Regions from separate parts of the Mus musculus genome. Here region 2 is linked to region 1. Evidence: chromatin loops called from intact Hi-C (ENCODE). Cell type or tissue: left cerebral cortex. All regions are shown on one strand. Each heading gives the region's core, and the rest is flanking DNA. Links, peaks and the distances in the headings are about the cores only.

Region 1 (5,371 bases), core at 278-5,277:
CTCCCCCTGGCCGCCAAGCACCCCATACTTAAAACAGGGAAGGGAAAGAAAGCAGCAACCGAAGAATTTAAGATAGGAATTCCCAGCTTTCAAATACGAAGCATTTTTAACCAATCCATTTGTTTAATTCTTAAATTCTTGACATTACAGAACTAAACTGAAATTTATTAACATTCCACTCTTACATTTCTTATCGACAAACAGAAAATAAAATCCATGAGCCAAAAAAACCCAAACGAAACTAAAAACAGGGAAAAGCTTATAAAACTAAATATGGATCCCAGCATTAACGGCTGAACAGAGAATGTGATTTTTCTTTAAATTCTTAGCGGATGATAAAGTGTAGAAACTGAACACTTACAAATTATTTAAAACCTGGAATTACCGACCAGAAATTACACAGTTGGATCATGGGAAACAGCAGGAAGGGGGTTACGAGCGAACCTACGCTGTTCTAGCTGCACCCCATCCCCTTCTCAGAGGAAAGCCTGGCATTGATTAGATACTGGGCCAGGCTAATACTGGCAGCCGAGCCAGTAATAGTGACCTGCCTTCCAGAAGAGCCTTCCACCGGGTTGGCAATTTTGATCTGGGCCCCGGACATCTGGCGGATCTCATTGATGTTGGCGCCTTGGCGCCCGATTATGCAGCCGATTAAGTTATTTGGAATGGTGAGTTCATGGGTGGTTTGAGTAGATGCATCCAAACTTGCCCAATAGCCTTTCACCTCTGGAGAGCTGGAGTCAATTCCGGCGAATCCCGTCCCGCCGTGCATCATGGCAAAGTGAGACTGTTGTCTTGCCACCTGGTTCAGCTTGGCCAGATCCAGCGGAGAAATGGTGTGTTGTCCTTGAATCGAGTAGGCGTCTAGAGGTGGTCCCTCCAGGTCGTGGGTGGCGTGGGGGTAGCCCGCCGCGTCGCTGCAGCGATCTTGGCCGCCCGCGCAGATGACTGGCGAGCTGGCCGGCATGGGCTGGTACGGGATGGTCATGACTCTCCCCTGTGGAGACTGGGAGAGCGTCTCCAGCATGACCAGGCAGATCTGCTTCACACACTCGGTGACGGACTGCGGCACGCCGGCGATAGTGATAGCCCGCTCGGTCGAGTTGGGCAGCATATCCCCCGCCACCTGGACCTGGGCCCCGGTGCTCTCGCGGATCTCCTTGATCTTGCAGCCGCCCTTGCCGATCAGGGAGCCACACTGGGTGGCGGGCACGACCAGCCGAAGTGTGACCGGGGGCCTGCTGGCCGCCGTACTGTTGGTCATGGAGCTGTTGATATCTTCCTCCAGCTTGTCGATGATCATGGCGAAGGCCTTAAAGATGGCATTGGTAGGCCCAGTCAGCGTGATGATCCTCTCCGGGCAGTTCCCCTCCGAGATGTTGATCCGCGCGCCGCTCTCCTCGCGGATCCTCTTCACCGACTCCCCTTTCTTCCCGATGATGCTGCCTACTTCCTTTCCGTGCATCAGCAGCCGAATGGTGAGAGTCACGTTGAGTCCGCTTTCAGTCACACCGGCGTCCATGGCGAGCGGCGGGCGGCGTTCGGGAGTTGGGCTCGTTACGTGGTCAAGTCCTGGGCGGCTGGCGGGGGAGGGGAGGAGTAGGCCCGAACTGCCGGCGCGAGGCGAGCGGGGGGCCGCAGGAGCGGGCGGGCGCGGGCGGGAGGCCGCGGCGGCGTCGCAGGACTGGCGGCGGCGGCGACGGGGGCGAGCGGGACCGGGAGCGGTCGACGGGCGGGTGGGCGAGGGCGCGGCGGTGGCGACTCCGGCGGCAGCCTCGGCGGTCTGGGCGGGGCGGGAAGCCCGCTTTCAACCCCGCGTACCCTCTGACCCCGGAAGTGCTTTCCGCGCAGGACCCCTAGGAGAAAAAAAAGAGGACCGGCTTTTTTAGGTCACAAGACTGCGCCAGCGCGCGCGACCCTTGAGAAAAATAACCCGGTGGCACCGCCGTCGGGTTGAAAACGGACAACGTGGGCAAAACTGGGGACCCGGCAGAGATTGAGAGGGAGCACGTGTTTTGTTAACCCTAGCGGCTCCGGCAGGGGACTGGGAAAATATACTGGTTTTGTGCCGGGGACAGATAATTGTTTCCCGGTCCGCCCAAGGATTCGATGGCGGAGCGATACAGGCATCGGCGGAGGCCGCTGCAGGCGGGAGCTAGGCCGCCGCGGGTCGAAAACGTGCGCGGGAGGGGACCAGGGCGCATGCGCGGCAGCGAGGGGGGGCGCGAGCGGCCCGCGTTGGCTTCCGTGGGGGGAGGGGCGGCGAGGCGAGGCGCGGCCCGGCGGCTGTGCACGCGCTCTGCTGGGCACGTGGGGCCCCTTCGTCCCCGGCGTCCGGGCGCCTGGTCCCAGCCCCCACCTTGGCCTCCGTCCGGCGGCTGCGTCCGCGACGCAGAGAGACTCGAGCGAGAGTCACCCGCCCCGGCGAGTGCCGCTCGGGCTAGTGGCGTTAGGAACGGGGGCCGCTGGAATGGCGTCCACTTACATAATGCTTTGTTTGCACTTGGTCGGCTCCGGTTAGGGAAGCCCTCGGAGGCGCTACCTCCTGCCCTCGTGTTTTATGTCCCACGATAGTTCCCGAGACCTTAGAGGAGCGGTGCGCACTGACGGCGTGCCGGCATGGCCCCCCGCATGTCCGCGCTGGCTCGCCCGCCGCCTGGACCACGCTTTCGGGAGGCGGCCAAGCCTGGGCGCCGCCGCCATCTTGGGAGGTCGCCCTGACCGAGGCCTCCCGCCGGGAAATGGCCCTCGAGACGCTGGAGAGCGCCTTGTGCTTTCTTTGCCGGCTCCTCGTGCCGCCGCCATAGTCAGCCTGGAGGAGGTCGTGTGAAGGAACGTGTTGTTTAATACTTGGCCGAAAGGACCAGCGTGGCGTTCCTCACCCCACCGCCACCCCACCCCCGAGCGGGGAGGGCTGGCGGCCATGTTTCCCAACAAAATGGCGACACGTGTCGCCATCGAAAAATTGGGCCGGGTCTGAAAGCTCTAGAATGTGCCTTTCATCAGTCTCAGAATTTCCCATAGGATGAAACAGCAAGAGGTGCTTTTGGAAGAAAGTTAATTCCCTTGGTGGGCAGGAGAATAAATAAAATGCAGGCCTGACACGGGATTTTTAAAAAACTGAGTAATGGCAGGCAGGTGTGTGCCTGTGTGTGTGCGTGCGCGCGTGTGTGCACAGTATGTAACCAAGTACCCAAGCATCTAGAAAAAATTTCTAGTTTTTTTCTAGATGTTGTACAGGTGGTGCTGTAACTGATTTAAGATTGTTATGCCTAATAAGCCATAGAATGGCAATGTCTCACTATTCAACTGTCCAGTGATCCTAAAGTTCACAGTTATGTCCACTTTTCCACCTTTACAGTCAAGAGGAACAGATTGTGGGTGTGGGTGTGCCACAGCAGATTCCATTCTAAACATTTTATCCCATGCAATATATATTTTTTTTAATTGAAAATTCCATGAAGTGGGTATTTATTTCTCTTTCTTTTCCCCAACAGAGCAAGACAATCCCAGAGAGATGAATGAAGTGAATGACCCAAGGTTACACAGGATGGAACCTATATCTTCTGATTTCTCTACTGGTGAGCACCTTTTGCAGATTTTTTTATTTGAATCAGAGTTTTAGAATTTAATTTTGCTGAGCTGGTTATCAGACATAGGATCTCTAACTTTTTAGCCAAGCTGTCTACCACTACGCCACAGTTTTGTGTGTGTGGTTTTTTTTTTTCAGTGCAGAGGCACTGAGCTCTGGATCCTCCTGTCTCACTTCACAAACACTGGAATGACAGGATGTGCCACCACTGGCATGTTGAGGGCATGGTAGGAAACACCTTTAATCCCATCACTGGGGAAACAGAAACAGGTAGATCTTTGAGAATTTGAGGCCAGCTGGGGCTACAAAGTGATACCCTGTTTCAAAAAAAAAAAGAGAAAGAAAAGAACTGACTTGTGTGAACTTGTCATTTCTAAAGGAGCCACTCAGAACCCCCCCCCCCCCCCCCCCCCCCCCCGCCCCGCACCTGTTTGTATGTTCCGTGCCTTCACTTATTCCTGGTGTTAGTGACATTTGTTTAGGCTCAAATATTATTTTACAAAGCCTCTGGATGAGGACAGGAAGAGGATGTGATTCAGGCTTGCCCAAAAGTTCAGTATCTGTTCATCTGGCCTCATCTGAGGCCCATTTCCCTCCACCTGGCTCCAAGGGAGCAAGCGAGCAGTTCCCTAGAGACTTGCTTTCCTCAGTTGCTTGTGGATGGATTTCTGGTTTCTCCATCCCAGTCCTTTAAGCAGATAAAATAAGTTACTTTACCTGGTTCCAATCATCTATTTCTCTTTAAATATTGACAGAGCATGGAGGAATATTAGATAAATCATAACTTGTGACTCCTCAAACCATGCGGCCTTCACTATTCAGTGTATTCAATTAAGTTCAATGTAGGTCATAAATCAGCTTTTTTCGTAAAAGCAGCACAGATGCATGTGGTATGGAATTATAATTACAGAGAGGTTATAACCTTCATTTAAATTTGTTAAATACTCATGGAAATGAGTGTATAGTTAGGTATGTTTAAATTTATTAAACTCACCTGGTCTAGAAGGTGAGGGTACTTCTCAGGAATAGACTCAAGCTCCCAATTAGGTCAGCTATTTCTACCCATAATTCCTAAAATCATGTACTGAAGTCTGCAAATAGCTATTTATTAGGCTCACATTTAAAAATTAGGTTGGGTTTTTGTTGTCTTGTTTTAAGACAGGGTATCGCCATGTAGCCCTGGCTAGCCTGGAACTTCTTTTGCAGACCAGGCTGGCTTTGAACTCCGAGCGATTCATCTGTCTGTCTCTGCCTCTCCAAAGTTCTGGGAATAAAGATGTGTAGCACCACACATGGCAAGCAAAAGAAGACTTGGGGGTTTTTTTGTTGTTGTTGTTTTTCAAGAAAGAGTTTCTCTGTGTAACAGCCCTGGGGCTGTCTTGGAACTTAGTCTATAGACCAGGCTCAGCTTGTACTCCGATGTAGGTAGTGGATAGCGCAACAAACATGTACTGGAGTGGCTGTGGCTGTGTGGGTGTCGGAGAGAAGAGCTTTTTGATTGAAATTACATTTAGATCACATGTCAAACTTTTCTTTTTTCTTATATATTTTTAAAATTTTTGTCTTTTTTATTTTTTGGATTTTTTTTTTTTAAGATTTATTTATTTATTATATGTAAGTACACTGTAGCTGTCTTCAGACGCACCAGAAGAGGGCATCAGATCTCATTACGGGTGGTTGCTGGGATTTGAACTTTGGACCTTCGGAAGAGCAGTTGGGTGCTCTTACCCACTGAGCCATCTCACCAGCCCTGTTTGTTTGTTTTTGAGACAGGGT
Region 2 (5,371 bases), core at 245-5,244, 120 kb before region 1:
CATCTGGCTCTGAAGACCTAAGGGCCTTGGTAGTATACTTCGCTATAGTGTAGATTGAGTGCCACCTGGAGGCTGTTTTCTGCCAGAGCCACTCCACCTTCAAGGGCCTCTGGCAAAGAGCAGAAACCCTTCCAGAACCTAACCACCCCAACACTGGACATGCCCAAACATCAGAAGAGGTCAGCTAAATGACAGCTGCTATGGAATATTTGAAACATCATTTTCATCAAAATTTGAATTTTGTTATAGCTAAAGTTAGGACTCTTAGGTTGTTTATATCCTGAAAAAAAAAATACATAAGAAAATGCAGCCAGAAATGATGCACATGCCTGCGTTACAAACCCCAGCACTTTGGTGGCAGAGATAGAGGCAGGTGGATCTCTGTGATTTTGAGGCTAGCCTGGTAGATCCTGATAGCATGCCCCAGGCTAGCCAAGCTACATGTGAGCCCCTGTTTCAAAAGGGGGGAGGGAAGGAGAGTGAGGAAGACAGAGAGAGAGAGAGAGAGAGAGAGAGAGAGAGAGACCACTTTTCATCTCTTATATTAGCAAAAGCAAAATAAAATTAATAATACCTCAATATAAGACAAAATGGAGGGAGCAGAGCAGAGGAGGGCAGCTTAGGATCTGACTTTGAACCACTCTTAGGGGATGTGAATGATGGCCACATTTTCACCTTTGTTGCTTTGTGTTTTCTATAATTTATTTATGTGCGTCTTTATTTTTGAGGTAAGATCTTACACTATAGCCCAGGCTGGCTATGAATTCAAAATAATCCTCTCACCTCAGTCCAGGGATGCTGGAATTATATGTGTGAGTCCCCACAAAGGACAAGATTTTTGCCTACTATGACTTTATACAAAAATATAATTCAATAATTCTATGTTTAGGAATCTATCCTACAGAAAAAAAAATTAAAGAAAAGAGAAGGAAATAAAGAAAGAAAGAAAAAAAAGGAACTCGCTTTGGCCTGGTGTGATGGTGGATCATACATGCAATCCCAACATTTAGGAGGCTAAGTCAGGAAGATTGGACTCTTGAGGAAAGCCTCATCTACACATCAAGGTGTCTCAAATATATACCAACGTATAAGAATATCTGCACTGAAAATTTCACCCTAGAAGTAGGTGTTTGTTTGTTTGTTTGTTTTAAGTTGCCAAACAGTGGTATATACCTTTAATCCCAGCACTTTGGAAACAGAGGCAGGCAGATCTCTGTGAGTTCAAGGACAGCCTGGTCTATAAAGTGAGTTCCAGGACAGCCAGAACTACTTTTTGGAAACCCTGTCACCAAAAAGAGAAGAGGTATGTTTCAAGAAGACACACAGTGTATGATTCTGTTTGTATGAAATACTCAGAAAGCAAAACCATAGAGTCAGAACGATCACTGGGCTGGAAATGGGTAAAGCTTGTTATTGTTGAACACCTATGCTGATAAACTAAAAGCCATTTTAAATAGATTTCCACCCACCCCCAGAGTGTTCAAAATACTTTAAACACTTAAATATTTGCCATACTCTTCTTTAAAATTATTGTTTGTTTCTTTGTTTGTTTGTTTGAAGAGAGGCGCTTGCTTCTAAATAGCATTGGTTGGCTTTGAACTCCTGAACTTCCTACCTACTTCTGCGTTCTGAAGTGTGGACAATATTTGTTTTCTGTCTATAATATAGACTCTATATAATCTGAAAATATGACGTACTCTAGAGATAATTATAGAAGTAGAACTCCCAAATGTGGGGTGGTGGTGGCTCATGCTTTTAATCCCAGCATTAGGGAGGCAGAGGCAAGAGGATCTTTTGAGTTTGAAGCTAGTTTAGTCTACAGAGCTAATTCCAGGACAGCCAGTTCTGCACAGAGACCCCCTGTCTTGAAAAACAGAAAAGTTGAAAGAAAAGAAGGAAGGAAAGGAGGGAGGAAGAAGGAAAGAGAGAGGGAATCCCAAATATGGCAGAGTACGCAATTGGTTCTCAACCTGTGGGTCGCGACCCCTTTACCACCCCTCTATCGCTGAAAGTATTTACATTACAATTCATATCAGTAACAAAATTACAGTTATGAAGTAGCAACAAAAGTACTGTTATGGTTGGGGTCACTACAATGCCAGGAACTGTATTAAAAGGTCGCAACATTAGGAATCTTGAGGACCACTGATGTAAAAGAACGACATTGGATACAAAAACTTTCACGTCTTTAATAAATGCTTTACATAATATGTATAGTGTAATAAGAAAGGATAAAAAAAAGTACCGGAACCACATTCCAGAGCCATAACTCTGAACCCTAAGCAAGGGCTGACTGTTGAGATTCTTCTCACCAATTTGCAACAGTAACTCTGTTATTACCAGCTTTTCGATTACATTGGGTATACAAAAGAAATCCAGACATAAATATGATTCCTGCTCGCAAAGTATTGCTTATTGTCAAGTAGACCTTATTTTCTTACCACAACTCTTACTTCTAAATAATAAGCAAAAATGAAAGTCGAGATTTTTCTCAAACAGCCACTCAACAGCATTGGTATGAGAAAGAATGAATCGTTTCATAAAGCAACGGAAAAAGTGCAAGTATCAATTCGTTCTAATTTTCATTTACATAAATCAAGAATCCAATAGGCAGAGATACTAACGTATCTCCTATGAGTTTTCGGACGCCCAAATCCTCAACAGCGCCGCTGGTGTAGTGGTATCATGCAAGATTCCCATTCTTGCGACCCGGGTTCGATTCCCGGGCGGCGCATGTCTTTTCTCTCTTTAAATAGTGTGCAAAAAGAAAATTTTCCTGCTAGAAAAACACCTGCTATTTTATTTCTTTAACCTCCCCAAGGATTTTTAATTTCACTATATAATTCACAAATGAAACACTCCGCTCTGAAACTACAGAAATCCTAAACTACTGGCATTGCGTCTGCGCACTCTGAGCCATCCCTTGCCTGGTGGCAGCGCGGCTGCGCACCAAGTGAACCCCGTCCTTGAAGCCTAAACCCGGCTGCCAGGAGGGTGAGCATGCTAGCTGGCTGTGCGCATGCGCGGCACGGGTCACTCGGCTGCCGGCTCCTAGGCGTCCGGCTCGCCGCCATCTTGGATCGGGGTTTCATTGTTCGCGGTAGGCCGGGCCTTTTTTTGTGTAATCGCTGCCAAAGAAGAAAGCGAAGTAGCCTCCGGTCAAGCGAGGAGGCCGGCTCTTCCGCAGCCATAGCCCGCCTCAAGGATTTGGGAGGTAGCGAAGGGCAGGGAGCTGGACCCTGAGGTGCCGCCGCGACCGCAGCAGCCATGGAGGACGAGATGCCCAAGACTCTGTGAGTCTGGAGCAGCGTTGAGGGAGGCGGGATGGTGGTCGCCCCGTAGGGAGGCCGCGGCCCTGCGCCTCTCTGCAGCCTATTGTTCTCCGTGGACGCCGCGCTGTGGTGGTTCCTCCCTCCCGTGCGCACGCCAGGATGCTTAGAGCCGAGCCGGGCCGAGAGGACGATGGCGGGAGAGGGGCTCGGCCCCTGTCACCCCTCGGCTGGCTGCACCCGCGGCCCCCAGACCTGGAGGAAGGACTTTTCATTCAAAGCTCTCCTCAGGACTCGGCACGTCCTCCTGGAGTCCCATGCTTGCGTCCTTTTTTTCCCCGCCCCCTCTTTTCGATGAATCTTTTCCAGATTTCCATCTGGAACGTCCTTTCTCTTTTCTTTTGGTAGGATTTTTTTCATTTTTAATTCTTGAAGGCTGAGGTTAAAAACTTTATACTTGCAGTTGAGAACTGGAAAGAAAAAAAAAAAAAAAGCCAGACATCTTTCTCGAAGGTCTTCGGCTTTCCCTCTGTAGTACTCCCCTGACCCTCGACCAAAAAACCTAACTGGACACCCAAGGATGTTGAAACCGTTCTTAAAAAATGGAAATCTCACTCGGAGGGATGCATCTACCGAGGGAAAGTGGGTTTCATTAAAACATATTTACCACCATTTGCGACTAGTGGTTGACATTTTTATTAATGGAGTAACTGTGGTCAGTCAGGTGTAAGCATCTTTAGTGAATATTTTGTAACTCGAGTCTAGGATATTGTCTTTGTCATGTAACTTCCCCTTGCATTCTTTGTTTTTCAACGCACGGGTTGAGGCGGTTGTGCCTTTGTTGGGTTTCACAGGGCAAAAAAGAAAAGCTCAAGAAATTGTGGGTTTTGGTTGTTGTTTTTTTCTCCCGGTATATTTGAAGATTGCAACTTGATGTATCGTGCATATAGTTCATATAAATGAAGTAGGATGAACATGTATCATGTTACGGGCCTTAACTCTGCACCTAGTTCCTGCCATAGCTTTTTATTTCTAGAATCCTGGTACTTTTAGAGCTATGTACATTTAGGGTTCTTTTTGACATTTTCTAGTTATTAAAATTGTTCTGAAGTACAGATACGTTATTCTTTTTCCCCTCGCCCATTTTCAATTTCTTTTTTCTTTTGTTTGTTTTGTTTTATTGAGACAGGGTGTATCTCTGGCTGTCCCAGACTCACTATTACAGACCAGGTTGGCCTAAAATTCAGAGATTTGTCTGCCTCTGCCTTCTGAACACTGTGATTAAAGTCTGTGCCATACACTTTGCCCCAATTTAAATTTCAAGTTGCTATTTTTAATGTATTATGTGAAATATACTTACTTTTTTTTTTTTTTTTTTTTTGGAAACAGGGTCTTTTATATAACCCAGGTTATCCTTGAACTATACCTATACTGGCTCAGAACTGTTAGTTCTGTCTGAGTCCCAGGTGCTAGGATTCAGATATTGCCTACCCAGTTTGCATTTTTGTTTCTTCTCCCTCCCTCCCCATCCTGGCTGGCCTGGATCTTCCTTTGTATAGTAGGCAGGCTTGCAAACTTGTGAAGGTTCTCTTTCCTCTGTTTCCCAAGTGCTGGGATTACAGACTTGTCCCACCAAACCACATTTACACTCTTCTTGATATATTAAATATCTTGTTAGTTTATGGGACCTGGAAGTAGCTTTTTAGTAAGGATGCAATACTTAGGGCATGGCCATTTTTTTTTTTTTTTGGAAAGATTATATCTATAGGTAAATACTCCCTAAAACCTATTAAATACATATTTATTGGAAATTTTCCCTTTTTCATCTTAGCATTTTAGAATTCATGCTGCTATGCTTTTTGGTGTCTTTATAAGATACTTGAACACTTTTTAAAGCTTCATTCCTGTTGTAAGGGTATTTTGCCTGCATGTGTATATCTGCCTTCAGAAGTCAGAAGACATTGGATCTCCTGGAACTGGAGTCAGGTGTTTGTGAGCCATGTGGGTGCTGGGCACCAAACCAAGGCCCTCTTCAAGAACAGGTGCTATTAACTGCTGAGCCATCTCCAACCACACTATGAAAATCTTATATTTTTTTTATT

The links. Peaks named below come from ENCODE experiments on the same cell type or tissue, not always from the same donor. Only the 100,000 strongest peaks of a DNase experiment are listed, where the experiment ranks them.
Region 2: a loop joins it to region 1, with 11 times the contacts of the local background. A loop is called at or near these places in 1 of 42 quality-filtered maps.

Annotation. Positions count from the first base shown.
Region 1 is chr6:86,524,391-86,529,761 of GRCm38, forward strand. Pcbp1 (poly(rC) binding protein 1) reads right to left here and starts at 1,799. Exons shown (of 1, transcript NM_011865.4): 1 at 90-1,799. The coding sequence starts at 1,525. The coding sequence ends at 455. 1600020E01Rik (RIKEN cDNA 1600020E01 gene) reads left to right here and starts at 2,940. Exons shown (of 5, transcript NR_037960.1): 1 at 2,940-3,043; 2 at 3,501-3,584. It overlaps Gm38676 (a long non-coding RNA gene), which reads left to right and starts at 4,374. Exons shown (of 2, transcript XR_869219.1): 1 at 4,374-5,016. In left cerebral cortex, for the core only: a CTCF peak has its summit at 2,905; DNase peaks (open chromatin) are centred at 1,031, 1,566, 1,888, 2,266 and 1 more place; H3K4me3 peaks cover 3,177 bases; H3K27ac peaks cover 3,587 bases.
Region 2 is chr6:86,401,230-86,406,600 of GRCm38, forward strand. It overlaps Tia1 (cytotoxic granule-associated RNA binding protein 1), which reads left to right and starts at 2,990. Exons shown (of 13, transcript NM_011585.4): 1 at 2,990-3,293. The coding sequence starts at 3,268. It overlaps n-TGccc4 (a tRNA gene), which reads left to right and starts at 2,664; the gene lies at 2,664-2,734. In left cerebral cortex, for the core only: a CTCF peak has its summit at 2,738; DNase peaks (open chromatin) are centred at 2,022, 2,679, 2,996 and 3,952; H3K4me3 peaks cover 3,296 bases; H3K27ac peaks cover 2,343 bases.